Regions from separate parts of the Homo sapiens genome. Here region 2 is linked to region 1. Evidence: chromatin loops called from intact Hi-C (ENCODE). Cell type or tissue: Caco-2. All regions are shown on one strand. Each heading gives the region's core, and the rest is flanking DNA. Links, peaks and the distances in the headings are about the cores only.

What was found. A loop is a pair of places that touch in the nucleus more often than their neighbours do. Peaks named below come from ENCODE experiments on the same cell type or tissue, not always from the same donor. Only the 100,000 strongest peaks of a DNase experiment are listed, where the experiment ranks them.
Region 2: it touches region 1 in a loop (5-fold over the local background); 1 of 110 quality-filtered maps calls a loop at or near these places.

What each region holds. Positions count from the first base shown.
Region 1 is chr7:65,797,958-65,804,945 of GRCh38, forward strand. It overlaps the pseudogene GTF2IP5. Among named protein-coding and RNA genes, the nearest start is that of LINC03006, 31 kb to the left of the region's middle. In Caco-2, for the core only: no CTCF peak of the experiment used is centred there; a DNase peak (open chromatin) is centred at 3,214.
Region 2 is chr7:65,849,250-65,856,237 of GRCh38, forward strand. No RefSeq gene overlaps it. Among named protein-coding and RNA genes, the nearest start is that of LINC03129, 13 kb to the left of the region's middle. In Caco-2, for the core only: no CTCF peak of the experiment used is centred there; no DNase peak of the experiment used is centred there.

The DNA.
Region 1 (6,988 bases), core at 586-5,585:
TTGTATTTTTAGTAGAAACGGAGTTTCACCGTGTTAGTCAGGATGGTCTCTATTTGCTGACCTCAGGTGATCTGCCTGCCTCAGGCTCCCAAAGTGCTGGGATTACAGACATGAGCCACCGCGCCCAGCCAAAGGCAGCTTTTTAAAGGGTTGCACAGCACTTCATATGCTACTTAAAATGAGATTATTCTTCTTCATTCTTAGAATGCCAGTTGGTTTTATTCGTTGATAAATTCCCAGTTAGTCATACTCACAAGCGCAACATTGTTGATGGGTCTGACATCCCTTCGTAACTTAAGAATCATTAGTATGACTGCCCTATGGAGGCATACTGCTCTATCTCAGGTTTATTTCAATAATAAAACCTTTGGAAGTTTTAATAATGAAACCTACTTAAGGCCCTTTGCTCAAGAAGTCTGAGTCACTAATCACCGCAATTACTCCCATGGCAGCTGTAGAGCAATTTAACAGGATAATAGTGAATAAGATAAATTACACTTCAGATTCTTAATGGATTGATGTGCAAAAGTATGTTAGGGAAGATGGGGGTGGGAGAAGAGTGCCTTTCAAATTTCTGCACACAGTAATACAATAGGGAACTGGGCCATTGTAGCCATTACTGCTAGGGATTAGTCATCTAGTAACAACCTCTGGGGCTCAGTGGTGAGTAGAACATCCTGTTTATTATAGACAGCAAATTGGGTTAATTCTCTTGTTTGTGTGCCTCTGTGGAGGGGGTGGAAATTCTAGGTGATCTGCTAATTGTCTGATTTAGAATACTCCCCTTTCTACTAAAGAATTAGTATCTTTGATGTGAAAATAGGGAGGCAGACCAGTTTTACAAATAGCTACTGGCCAGGAGAATAAGTTTCTGCCAGGTGAGTGGTTAAAAAAAGGCAGACTGGAAAAATAACTGTGGGATGGTAAGTATTTCTTATTTACAAGGCTAACATAAGTTCTCTCCATGTGTTGGGGATGGAAGAAGGGATGGATTGGTTAAGAAGTGAGTACTATGCTTGCTTTGAGTGTCCCTCGATTTGTGTTTAGGGGAGAAAAGTGAGGATGTGGTTATATGGGTAGGGGGTGGGCCCAGGGAAGGGGCCCAAGGAAGGAAATTCAGGAGACTTGACTGCAGTTCCATCCTTATGGACATTCCTTGGCACCTGGTCACATTATGGATGTCTCACCATCTGCTGGGTATTGATTTTTCTTTTTTTTCTTTTTCTTTTTTTTTTTTTTTTAAGACAGAGTTTCACTCTTGTTGCTTAGGCTGGAGTGCAATGGCGCAATCTTGGCTCACCGCAACCTCCACCTCCTGGATTCAAGTGATTCTCCTGCCTCAGCCTCCTGAGTAGCTGGGATTACAGGCATGCGCCACCACACCCAGCTAATTTTGTATTTTTTCTAGAGACAGTGTTTCTCCATGTTGGTCAGACTGGTCTCTAACTCTCAACCTCAGGTGATCCGTCCGCCTCAGCCTCCCAAAGTGCTGGGATTGCAGACATGAGCCACCTCGCCTAGCCAGTCACGATTTTAAAAAACCACCATAGCCTAGTTAATGATGTTTAATAGCTCATCATCACGAATCATTGTGCACACTCGCTATACCAGAGGCTCTAAACTACCCAATTTTTTTTTTTTTTAGATTGAGTTTTGCTCTATTGCCCAAGCTGGAGTACAGTGGCACAATCTCCGCTCACTGCAACCTCTGCCTCCTGGGTTCAAGGGATTCTCATGCCTCAACTTCCCAAGCAGCTGGGATTACAGGTATCCACCACCACACACAGCTAATTATTGTATTTTTTAGTACAGATGGGGTTTTACATTGTCAGCCAGGCTGGTCTCAAACTCCTGACCTCAAGTGATCTGCCTGCCTCAGCCTCCCAAAGTGCTGGGATTATAGGTGTGAGTCACCATGCCCAGCCTAAACTGCCCAATTTTAAAGGGATAATTGGGAAAACAATTGTTTAAAAAGGAAATGAGGGAGTTGCCATGACTGCGGTTAGCAGTGTGAAGACCCTAGAAAACCAGTGTGAACTCCTGGGGGTTCACAGTCTACTGCCTGTTCAAGAGCCTTAGAAAACCAGGAGCCTTAGGAGACCAGGTTCTGAAAGCTTCCCAGGGCTGTATAAACTTCTACATTAAGTTCCATGATGCCCGATGAGTAGTCCCACATTTCCACAGTAGACATGCTGTTGCTGCCTCCTTCCTTATCATGAAAAGAGCAGAAGATGCCGATAATACATGAAGCAGGAAGACAAAGGGGAGACACTGAACTTGTCACCTACCTTTGGATGCCCCTCATGCCTCATGTTTCCCATTGAGCCTCACTTATCAGTGACACAGGGAATGGTCCCTTTGCTCTCCACTTTCCCTGTGGCTTCCTGGAGGTAGGGGAGGCAGATCGTGCTACTTGCTGATATTATGTTGCTGTGGATTCGTTGGAGCGACAGGAACAGGAAATTTTCCTGGTGGTGTATGTGTCACTGGGGCTCACAGGGGTACTTTTTAATGTTCTCACTGGCCTCTGTGATTCTGTGACCCTGGTTATTACATGTTCAGAAAGTGTCAGCTTATTTGAAAGTGATACTCTTATCTTCTATTTAAACATTGCCAAAAACCATCACACTTTTTTTTAAATTAAAACATTTTTGTATTTTTTATTTTCTGGAGACAAGAGTCTTGCTCTTTGATGTAGACATGAAGGGACTCATAGTCCTTCCCCTACAATATGTCTTTAATTTAATAACATATCAATGAAGGGTCATGTCTGAATGAATTATAGAAATTCAGGACCTAAAAAAGGAAGGTCCCAGAAACCGGGCTTTGGTTTATTTCTACTACTACACTTGCTATTGAAACCAAGCAGACAACTTCATTTCTCTTGGATTCAGCTTTCTCATGTGTCAGAATGGGAGAGGAAGGGAGGCATTGGGATAAGTGTCATTCCACCGTCTGTACTTCTAATCTGGCTAACACACGTGTGAAAAATACTGAGATTTGTTGACAGCAGTTTCCTGGACTGCTGTCTTGAACAATTCTGAGGAGGTTTAGCAAGAAAGTGTGTTTCAGTTGATTGGGTGTATCTGTCATGGAGAAGGAAGTAAGGAGTGGGGAGCACTTGCAGCATTCCCGGACATTCCTGTCCATTATCTCAATACCTGGTGCTGACGTTTCCTGCCCCTTATCAGGAATCCTGACTACTCTGTGTCTGATGACTTGAACTTACTGAGTACTGCTTAGTTGCGTCATAGATACCACCTGTCTTTGAACAGCTACCCTGCCTCTTGATGAGAATGCAAAGGCTGCTAAGGGCCACTGCTGTATGGAATGGCCTTCGGTCATCTCTTCTTAGAACACAGAGGTCATTTTGACTGATAACATAACTCTCCTTTTGATTGAAAGTGTTAACATGGGCCGGGCACGATGGCTCATGCCTGTAATCCCAGCACTTTGGGAGGCCGAGGCAGATGGATCACTTGAGGTCAGGAGATTGAGACCATCCTGGCTAACATGGTGAAACCTCATCTCTACTAAAAATACAAAAAATTAGCTGGGTGTGTTGACGTGTGACTGTAGTCCCAGCTACTTGGGAGGCTGAGGCAGGAGAATCACGTGAACCCGGGAGGTGGAGATTACAGTGAACTGAGATCACACCACTGCACTCTAGCCTAGGCAAGAGAGCAAGACTCCATCTCAAAGAAAAAAAAAACAAAGAAAAGTGTTAAAATATTCCTCCTGAAAGTACTTATCTTTTAGGCTTGTTCTTCAGATTTGCCCAATATGCTAAGCAAAATGCCTTCAATATGAAGTGACTATTGCTCGATTGTAGGGAACTTGTTCATAATGTACTTGAGAATGCAGATACAAATAAAAGAATGTGTGTGTCAAATTTTATCTTCTACAAATTATGTTCTCCTGCACTTTCAGCTCAAGCTCTTGGACTCACTGAGGCAGTAAAAGTACCATATTCTGTGTTTGAATCAAACCCCGAGTTCCTGTATGTAGAAGGCTTGCCAGACAGAATTTCCTTTCCAAGCCCTACCTGGTTTGGAATTCCATGACTTGAAAGGATCGTCTGTGGAGTAATAAAACCAAGTTTGTTGTTAAAAAGTAAGTTCCAGGCCAGGTATGGTGGCTCACGCCTGTAATCCCAGCACTTTGGGAGGCCAAGGCAGGTGAATCACCTGAGGTCAGGAGTTCAAGACCAGCCTGACCAACATATCTACTAAAAATGTTAAAAATTAGCCAGGCATGTTGGCTGGTGCCTGTAATCCCAGCTACTTGGGAGCCTGAAGCAGGAGAATCGCTTGAATCTGGGAGGCAGAGGCTGCAGTGAGCCCAGATCACAGCACTGTACTCTAGCCTGGGCGACAGAGTGAGACTCTGCCTCGACAACAACAACAACAATATTAAAAAAGTAAGTTATATTTGCCACTGTAGTCATTTCTGGAATTAAAACAATAAAATGATATTTCTACTAAAATGTTTTTCTAGCTAGAGGTGACAGGCGTGGCTGTAAGTCCTTGATGGAAAAGCCTGGCTCTGAGCTGCAGTCCTGGCACTCTCCATTGCCCCTGCAGTCCCCCATCCTGTACTCAGCTGTCTTTGTCAGTGCAAGAATAGTGACCACTGCCTCCATGGTGTTGAGAGGCACCATGGTGGCTCACAGTACACCTAAGTACTTGAATGAAGTCTAATTTGCTGGGTTTTAGCTGCTGTGTTATTCCTGGGTCAATCTTGTGAGCAACTAAATATTAATGATTGAGTTTCTTTTCTTTTTTGTTTTTTTGAGACAGAGTTTCACTCTTGTTGCCCAGGCTGGAATGCAATGGCGTGATCTCGACTCATTGCAAATTTCGCCTCCTGGGTTCAAGCGATTCTCTTGCCTCAGCCTCCCAAGTAGCTGGGATTACAGGCATGCACCACCATGCCTGGCTAATTTTTGTGTTTTTAGTAGAGACAGCTAATTTTTCTGTTTTTAGTAGAGATAGGGTTTCACCAAGTTGGTCAGGCTGGTCTCGAACCCCTGACCTCGGGTGACCCACCCACTTCAGCCTCCAAAAGTGCTGGTATTACAGGCATGAGACACCGCACCTGGCCTGATGTGATGGTTGAGTTTCTTATTATATCTACATTTCTGTAGAATTTTAGTGGCTGAAGAAAGTATACTAGTGTTAATTTTTTTTTTCTTGAAAGAAGTAATTTACTCTTCATATAATTACTTGCCAGTCATGGGAAGGAAAAGTCAGGGTTTTTGTCCACAATGATAGAAATTATTGTTACATTACAGGATGATTCTGCGAACTCCTTTAGGGAAAAACACTGGTCACATCACGACTGTTTTACTAGCTGTGAGACCACCATTGTACTGGCTACCATAACATTTCTTGGTTTTCTTTCTAGACCTGAACTAGTTATTTCCTACTCGCCTCCTGGAATGGCTAATAAAATAAACACTAAAGGTAAGAGATTACCTGTACTTCCTATTATATTTCACTGCGTTAAGACATCCTTTCTCAGCATTCCTTAAATCACACAGAATCACTGGCCACTCTCTTTGTGGAACTGGCAGTTAGTTTCTTGGCTTTTTAAGGTGTTTTATTTAATGGACCTCTTTTTCCTTCTTTTTTAAAAAAAAAAAAAAATATTGGAAATGTCACATTTGCAATCCCACTTCATTCATGTTTCCATGGCTTTGTTGAGCCCCCTGTGGAGGATTACACTACAAGTTTAATTCTGCAGGTTCCTTTGAAAAGAGCCAAACTGAATAAATTTTAATACTCTGCTCTTATAAAGCATCTCCTTCTGTATTTTTTCCTACAATATACTAAAGTAATTCTGTGCTTATTTTTCAGCTTTGCAGTCCCCAAAAAGACCATGAAGCCCTGAGAGTAATGGAAAGGTTCCTGAAATTGAGGTCACTGTGGAAGGTAAGGGCCAGTCCTTGGCATGTTTCTGTTGATTCTCCAGTTTAATAGTTATGTCAATTCACTAGCTACATGTGTATACAGATGAAGGTAACCAAATTAGTTTTACGTGTGAACAGCTGCCTGTGATAAAGCTAAATTTCCGAATGTCTTTAATTAATTTAATTTCTGAATGTCTTTAATTAATTAATTAATCAATCAGAGATCTCTCCTCTACACGAGGTGCCATCCTTTCCTGAAGGAGCTCCTTGTAAAGTGCATGAGGTGTTCTTTTTTTTTTTTTTTTTTTTTTTGAGACAGAGTTTCACTCTTGTTGTCCAGGCTGGAGTGCCGTGGCGCTATCTTGGCTCACGGCAACCTCTGCCTCCTGCGTTGAAGTGATTCTTTGGCTTCAGCCTCCCGAGTAGCTGGGATTACAGGTGCCCACCACCACACCCAGGTAATTTTGTATTTTTAGTAGAGACAGGGTTTCTCCATGTTGGTCAGGCTGGTCTCGAACTCCTGACCTCAGGTGATCCATCTGCCTCGGCCTCCCAAAGTGCTGGGATTACAGGCACAAGCCACTGTGCCTGGCCAAGGTGTTCCTTTTGGTAAAAAGTCACACTCCGTGACCACACAGGCCTGAGCCTGAATTTATAAAGATTTGAACAAGGTGAACAATGACACTATGTAGAAGGGAGGTTAATTCCAAGGTGACAGGAACTTTATGAAGTAAATTACACTTAAATTAGGCCTTGCTGGAAGAGAAGAATGTCACCAGGGAGAGACAAAGCTACTCCTGATAGAAGGAATAGCATGAGCAAAAGTGCAGATTAAAAAGTCCAGGTAATGATGACAATCTCATTCTAGGGAGCATATTTTATTCCAACTATATCTGGTTTTAGAGTCAGAAGAAGTCCTGGGACCAGCTGGTTCTAGGGTCACAGTAGTTGTACTCTAAAGCAACTCATCCATACTGTCTTCAATTGATATATTAGTGAGGGAAGCAACTGAAGAAGTAATGACCCCAAAGCTTCACCAGGATAGTGAGATGAGAGGCCACCACAAAGACCAAGACG
Region 2 (6,988 bases), core at 746-5,745, 51 kb after region 1:
ATAGAGAACAGAATGATGGTTACCAGAGGCTGGGAAGGGTAGTGGGCTGGAGGGGGTGCACAGGAATGATTAATGGGTACAAAAATACAGTTAGAATGAATAAGATGTAGTATTTGGCAGTACAACAGCATGACTATAGTAAACAATAATTTATTGTATATTTAAAAATAGCTTAAATAGGCCAGGTGTGGTGGCTTATGCCTGTAATCCCAGCACTTTGGGAGGCCAAGGGGGGCTGATCACCTGAGGTCAGAAGTTCAAGACCAGCCTGGCCAACATGGAGAAACCCCACCTCTACTAAAAATACAAAAATTAGCGGGGCGTGGTGGTGCACGCCTGTAGTCCCAGCTACTCAGGAGGCTGAGGCAGGGGAATCACTTGAACTGAGGGGGCAGAGGTTGCAGTTAGCCAAGATTGTGCTACTGCACTCCAGCCCCGATGACAGAGCTGGACTTTGTCTCAAAAAAAAAAAAAAAAAAAGCATAATTGGAGATTGTAAAACAAAGAAAGGACAAATGCTTGAGGTGATGGGCATCCCATTCACCCTGATGTGATTATTACACATTACATGCTGTGTCAAAACGTCTCATGCACCCCATAAATATATACACCTACTGTGTATCCACAAAAATTAAAAGTAAAGCATTTTTTAAACCCCCAATCTTGGCCAGATGTGGTGTCCCACACCTGTAATTCCAGTGCTTTTATAGGCCAGGATGGGAGGATCACTTGAGTCCAGGAGTTTGAGACCCACCTAGGCAACATAGCAAGACTGTCATCTCTAATAACAATAAAAAAACTTAGCCAGGCATGGTGGGGCTCAGGCCTATAGTCCCAGCTACTTGGGAGGCTGAGGTGACAGGATCTCTTGAACCCAGGAGGTTGAGGCTGCAGTGAGCTATGATTGCCCCACTGCACTCCAGCCTGGGTGACAGAGTGAGACCATGTCTCTTAAAAACCAAACCAATCCTAGCATGATCGGACCCTGTCTGCCACCCTCTATTCCTTTCCTCTTGCTCAGTGTGCATCAGGCATCTGGGCTTCTTTTCTGCTCCTGTAAATGAATGCCAAGTGGTTTCCCTCTTCAGGACCTTTGCACATGCTCTCCCCTGCCCGAAATGGACTTCCCATACCTCCTGCCATAGCTGGATTTTTCTCATGTTTCAGACCTCAGCTCGCACATCATCTCTCGAGAAATCCTCCCTCATCCTGTGAAGAGAAAATCATCGTCCTTTTCATTGCCTCGTCCTGCCTGGTTCTCTCAAAGCAGATACCACACTAAAAAATCAGCTTGTTATTTATTGAACTGCTTGTCTGCATATCCTCCTCCCAAACTCACGGCAAATCAGAACAGAGGCTCCTTGTGGCAGGAGTCCCATCTTGTTCATTCTCAGAACCTAATATAGTACTTGGCACATAGTAGGCACACAACAAATGTCATTAGAATGAGTAAGTATCAAGGGGTCAGGCGCGGTGGCTCATGCCTGTAATCCCAGCACTTTGGGAGGCCAAGGCAGGTGAATCACCTCAGGTCAGAAGTTCGAGACCAGCCTGGCCAACATGGTGAAACCTTGTCTCTGCTAAAAATACAAAAGTTAGCTGGGCATGGTGGTGCACACCTGTAATCCCAGCTACTTGGGAGGCTGAGGCAGGAGAACCACTTGAATTTGGGAGGCAGAGGTTGCAGTGGGCCAAGATTGTGCCACTACACCCCAGCCTGGGTGACAGAGTGAGATTCCATCTCAAAAAAAAAAAATGAATGAATAAGTATCAAGGAAGGGAGATTTTGTGATTTGCCACCTTTACATGGAAAGCCTACTTAACATTGACATTTTCTATTTGATGGTATTTTTATAATAGGAAATTGAAACTGAGCTAATTAAAAAAGAATAAGGCTGGGCATGGTGATTTATGCCTGTAATTCCAGCACTTTGGGAGGCTGAAGAGGGAGGATCACTTGAGGGTAGCAGTTTCAGACCAGCGTGGGCAACATACAGAGACCCCTGTCTCTGTAAAAACAACTTTTTTTTTTTGAGACAGAATTTCGCTCTTGTTGCCCAGGCTGGAGTGCAGTGGCACGATCTCGGTTCACCAGCCTCTGCCTCCTGGGTTCAAGCAATTCTCCTGCCTCAGCCTCCCAAATAGCTGGTACTACAGGCATGCACCACCACACCTGGCGAATTTTGTATTTTTAGTAGAGATGGGGTTTCTCCATGTTGGTCAGGCTGGTCTGGAACTCCCGACCTCGTCTGATACACCTGTCTTGGCCTCCCAAAGTGCTGGGATTACAGGCGTAAGCCACCTCGCCCGGCCAAAAATAACTTTTAAAAAATAAACCAGGTGTACCAGGTGCAGTGGCTCATGTCTGTATTCCCAGCACTTTGGGAGGCTGAGGGGGGCAGATCACCTGAGGTCAGGAGTTTGAGACCAGCCTGGCCAGCATGGTGAAACCTCATCTCCACTAAAAATACAAAAATTAGCTGGGCATGGTGGCAGGCACCTGTAATCCCAGCTACTCAGGAGGCTGAGGCACAAGAATCACTTGAACCCGGGAGGCAGAGTTTGCAGTGAGCCGATATCAGGCCATTGCACTCCAGCCTAGACAACAAGAGTGAAACTCCTTCTTGAAAAAAAAATTAACCAGATGTGGTGGCACATGCCTATAGTCCCAGCTCCTCCAGAGGCTGAGGTGGGAGGATCACTTGAGTCCAGGAGATAGAGGCTGCAGCGAGCCATGATTGCCCAACTGCACTCAGCCTGAGCAACAGAGCTAGACCTTATCTCTAAAATCAAAAAACAAAAACAAAAAAAAAGGCCAGGCGCGGTGGCTCACACCTGTAATCCCAGCACTTTGGAAGGCTGAAGCAGGTGGATTACCTGAGGTCAGGAGTTCAAGACCAGCCTGGCCAACATGGTGAAACCGTCTCTACTAAAAAATACAAAAATTAGCCGGGCATGGTGGCAGGCACCTGTAATCCCAGCTACTCAGGAGGCTGAGGCACAAGAATTGCTTGAACCCGGGAGGCAGAGGTTGCAGTGAGCAGAGATCACACCACTGCACTCCAGCCTGGGCGACAGAGCAAGACTCCATGTCAAAGAAAAAACAAAACAAAAACACGAAAAAGAACATTTCAGCTGCTTGTCAAGAGACTGGACATGGAGGGGCAAGAGTTGGAGCAGGACATCTGGTGAGGAGCTGTCATTTCAACATCTTTTGATCACTCCAGGCCACGTTTTGAGTGGGGCCTCGGCTAGAATGTGGCCCAGCCTCAGATGCCTTAATTCTGACACTCAGTGCCAGTAGAGGCCCTGTGAGGTCACACTGTGGAGGCTTGTTGGGAAAGTGTTGGCTCTAAAATCAACATCCTGGTTCATTCCTTTGATGCTGGAGACAATGACCTGTGTCTCCTCATATGTCTGCTCAAGACTGTTACAAACAGGGTGGAGTGTCTCTTAGTCTAGGAGCTTGGGCTGCTCTGGAGTTTGCACAAATACAAATAATCATCACAGGTCTCAGGCCATGTGTCTTGGTTATGACACAAAACAGCCCTTCAGCAGTGGATGTCTACATAGTGGAAGTTCCCAAACACCTCTTTTTTTAAAAAAAATATAGAGACAGGGTCTCACTATGTTGTCCAGGCTGGTCTTGAATTCCTGGCCTCAAGAGATCCTCCTGCCTCAGCCTCCCAAAGTGCTGGGATTACAGGTGTGAGCCACTGAGTCTGGCCCTTTTTTGTTGTTGTTGTTTTTAGACAGGGTCTTGCTCTGTCACGCAGGCTGGAGTGCAGTGACGTGATTACAGCTTGCTGCAGCTTCAAATTCCTGGGCTCAAGTGATCCTCCTGCCTCAGCCTCCTGAGAACCTGGGACCACAAGCATACAGCCACACCCAGCTAAGTAAAAAAAAAAAAAAAAAAATTCTGGAGACAAGGTCTCACTATATTGACCAGGCTGGTCTTGAACTCCTGATCTAAAGCCATCCTCCTGCCTCCACCTCCCACCTTGAACACCTCTTTTCTCCAGTTTGAAAATGAAATCCACACTTTGAGAAGGAGGAACAAATGGGGAAGACAGGAAGCCAAGAAGCCAACCAGGCTTGCTTGGATAAACACTAAATCCCTTACATTGGTTTTACTTCAATGATACAGCTAATTAAGGGTTGTTGATTTTTTTAAGTTCCTATTTGGCAAGTGAACAGTTTCTTCCTCAGTAAATTTGAACATCAAGTATCTGTTCTGTGATTGAATGAAGCAAATATTTTACACATGGGGAACCATTGTTAAATGATTGTATTATAGAAAGGGATGAACGGGACAGGGGCAAGGCAGGGTCGGATGTCAGTGCCTGTGTCCCTGTGCTCCCCACCCACCTCCTCTGTCCCTGCTCCCCATGGTGTTTGTCAAGGGGCATAGTGCACTGAAGGAGGGGTTACCAGGTGGCACATCCAGAAGACATCATTCTCGGCTACATGGAATCCACTTACTTTGATCTAATTTCTTTACTCATAAAATTCATTTAACATTCACATCAGCAGCTTCTGAATATCTAAGCCAATTGTTAAACATAGTGATGTTACTGGATTCTTAAAACAAGCTGGAGGCCGGCCGGGCACAGTGGCTCACACCTGCAATCCTAACACTTTGGGAGGCTGAGGGTGGATCACCTGAGGTCAGCAGTCAGAGACCAGCCTGGCCAACATGGTGAAACCCCGTCTTTACTAAAAAAAATACAAAAAAATTAGCCGGGCATGGTGGCAGGCCTGTAATCCCAGATACTCTGGAGGCTGAGGCAGGAAAATCACCGGAACCCTGGGGTCAGAGGTTGCAGTTATCCGAGATCGCACCACTGTACTCCAGCCTAGGTGATAGAGTGAGACTCCGTCTCAGAAAAAAGCAAAACAAGTTAGAGAAGGGTTTTTTTTTTTAGCTTCATTTTGAAATTGTGAAGACAGGCAGTGAGAGTGAGTGAGTTGTCCAAATTCAGGCTGCAAGCTGGAGAGCATGCGATTCCTGGCCTTTTGCAGCCAGGTTGTGTGGGCCAGCTGTGTGGTGGTGTGCACTCCCCTCTCCGTCTGCTGGCACTACCATATACCACGTCTGGCCTTGTCACCTGGAGACCTGGGAGTCTTCTTTTGTTTTCCCTGACTTTTGTCACCAGATCTGCTTACTTACAAGTCCTGTTGGTTTTGCCCCTCCCAGCCTTTCCCGTCTTCCTCCTTTTTATCTTGGTCATTATTTCAACCCAGCTAGAATCATATCTGGCCCAGATTACTGCATTAGTTCCTAGTTGGAGTCCTTTAAACTATCTTTTTTAAACAAAGATGGCTGAACAGGTGGCTCCTGCCTGTAATCCAAGCACTTTGGGAAGCTGAGGCAGGAGGATCACTTGAGGCCAAGAGTTCAAGACAAGCCTGGGCATCAGAGTGAGACCCCCATCTCTACAAAAAAAAAATTAAAATTAGCTGGGTAAAGGAAATAATGTATACAGTGGTCCATTTCCAAGACAAAGTGCCTTAAATCAGATTAGGTCAGCAAACTACAGAAGAAACAGGGTATACACGGCTCAGCATGGTGACTCACGCCTGCAATCCCAGCACTTTGGGAGGCCAAGGCGGGTGGATCATGAGGTCAGGAGATCAAGACCATCCTGGCTAACACGGTGAAACCCCGTATCTACTAAAAATACAAAGAAAAATAGCTGGGCGTGGTGGCGGGCGCATGTAATCCAAGCTACTCAGTAGGCTGAGGGAGGAGAATGGCAAGAACCTGGGAGGCAGAGGTTGCAGTGAGTCGAGATTGCGCCACTGCACTCCCACCTGGGCGACAGAGCAAGACTCCATCTTAAAAAAACAAACAAAAAAGACACCTAAAGCCCCTATCCAACAACCAATAGGTGACATCCAGGAAGATTGTGACCCCATAGTACTCAGCCTATGTATGAGGAAGCGGGAGGGACCTGCACACAAGAGGATAAATTGCTTGTTGAAACTGTTATGAGTGTGCCTGCCTATCAGACACCCAATCCTGCAAGACCATCGTTAAAAGTCTTACTTTCGCTGTTCTCTGGGTATCTGAGTCCATTCTTTGTGTTTGGACAGGTGAGTTTGTTTCTGACACTGGGCATGGTGGTGCAACCTCCACCTCCCAGGTTCAAGTGATTCTCCCTTCTTCAGCCTCCCGAGTAGCTGGGACTACAGGCACCCGCCACCATGCCCAGCTAATTTTTGTATTTTTAGTAAAGGGGTTTCACCGTGTTGGCCATGCTGGTCTTCAGCTCCTGATCTCAGGTGATCTGCCTGCCTCAGGCTCCCAAAGTGCTGGGATTACAGGTGTGAGCCACCGCTCCTGGTCCAGTTGTGAAGTCTTATACAGAGTATCAATCAGTCGATGTTATTCCTGGTTTTGAATGTATTTGTTTTACTTCAAGAGTAAGTTGCTGGGCACGGTTGATCATGCCTCTAATCCCAGCATTTTGGGAGGCTGAGGCAGGTGGATCACTTGAGGTCAGGAGTTTGAGACCAGCCTGGCCAACATGGTAAAATGCTGTCTCTACTAAAAATACAAAAATTAACCAGGCACGGTGGTGGGTGCCTGTAATCCCACCTACTCGGGAGAGTTTGAGGCAGGAGAATCACTTGAACCCAGGAGGCGGAAGTTGCAGTGAGCTGAGATCATGCCACTGCGCTCCAGCCTGGGGGATAGAGTGACACTCTGTCTCCAGGAAAAAAAAAAAGAAGGGAAGTTGTATCTAGAGGAATTAAATGAAATTTGATGCTAAGAGATAAAGGGAGAAAATTGAGAGTGTAAAAAAGCAACATTTAAAGAGTTTAGCTGGTGTTTTTATCAGAAATAGTGTTTCTTGGACTCTTCTCCATTAAAAAAGTGGCCAGGTATAGTGACTCATTCCTGTAATCCTAACAATTTGAGAAGCCAAGGCAGGAGAAATTCTTGAGACCAGGAGATCAAGACCCAGCCTGGGCAACATAGCAA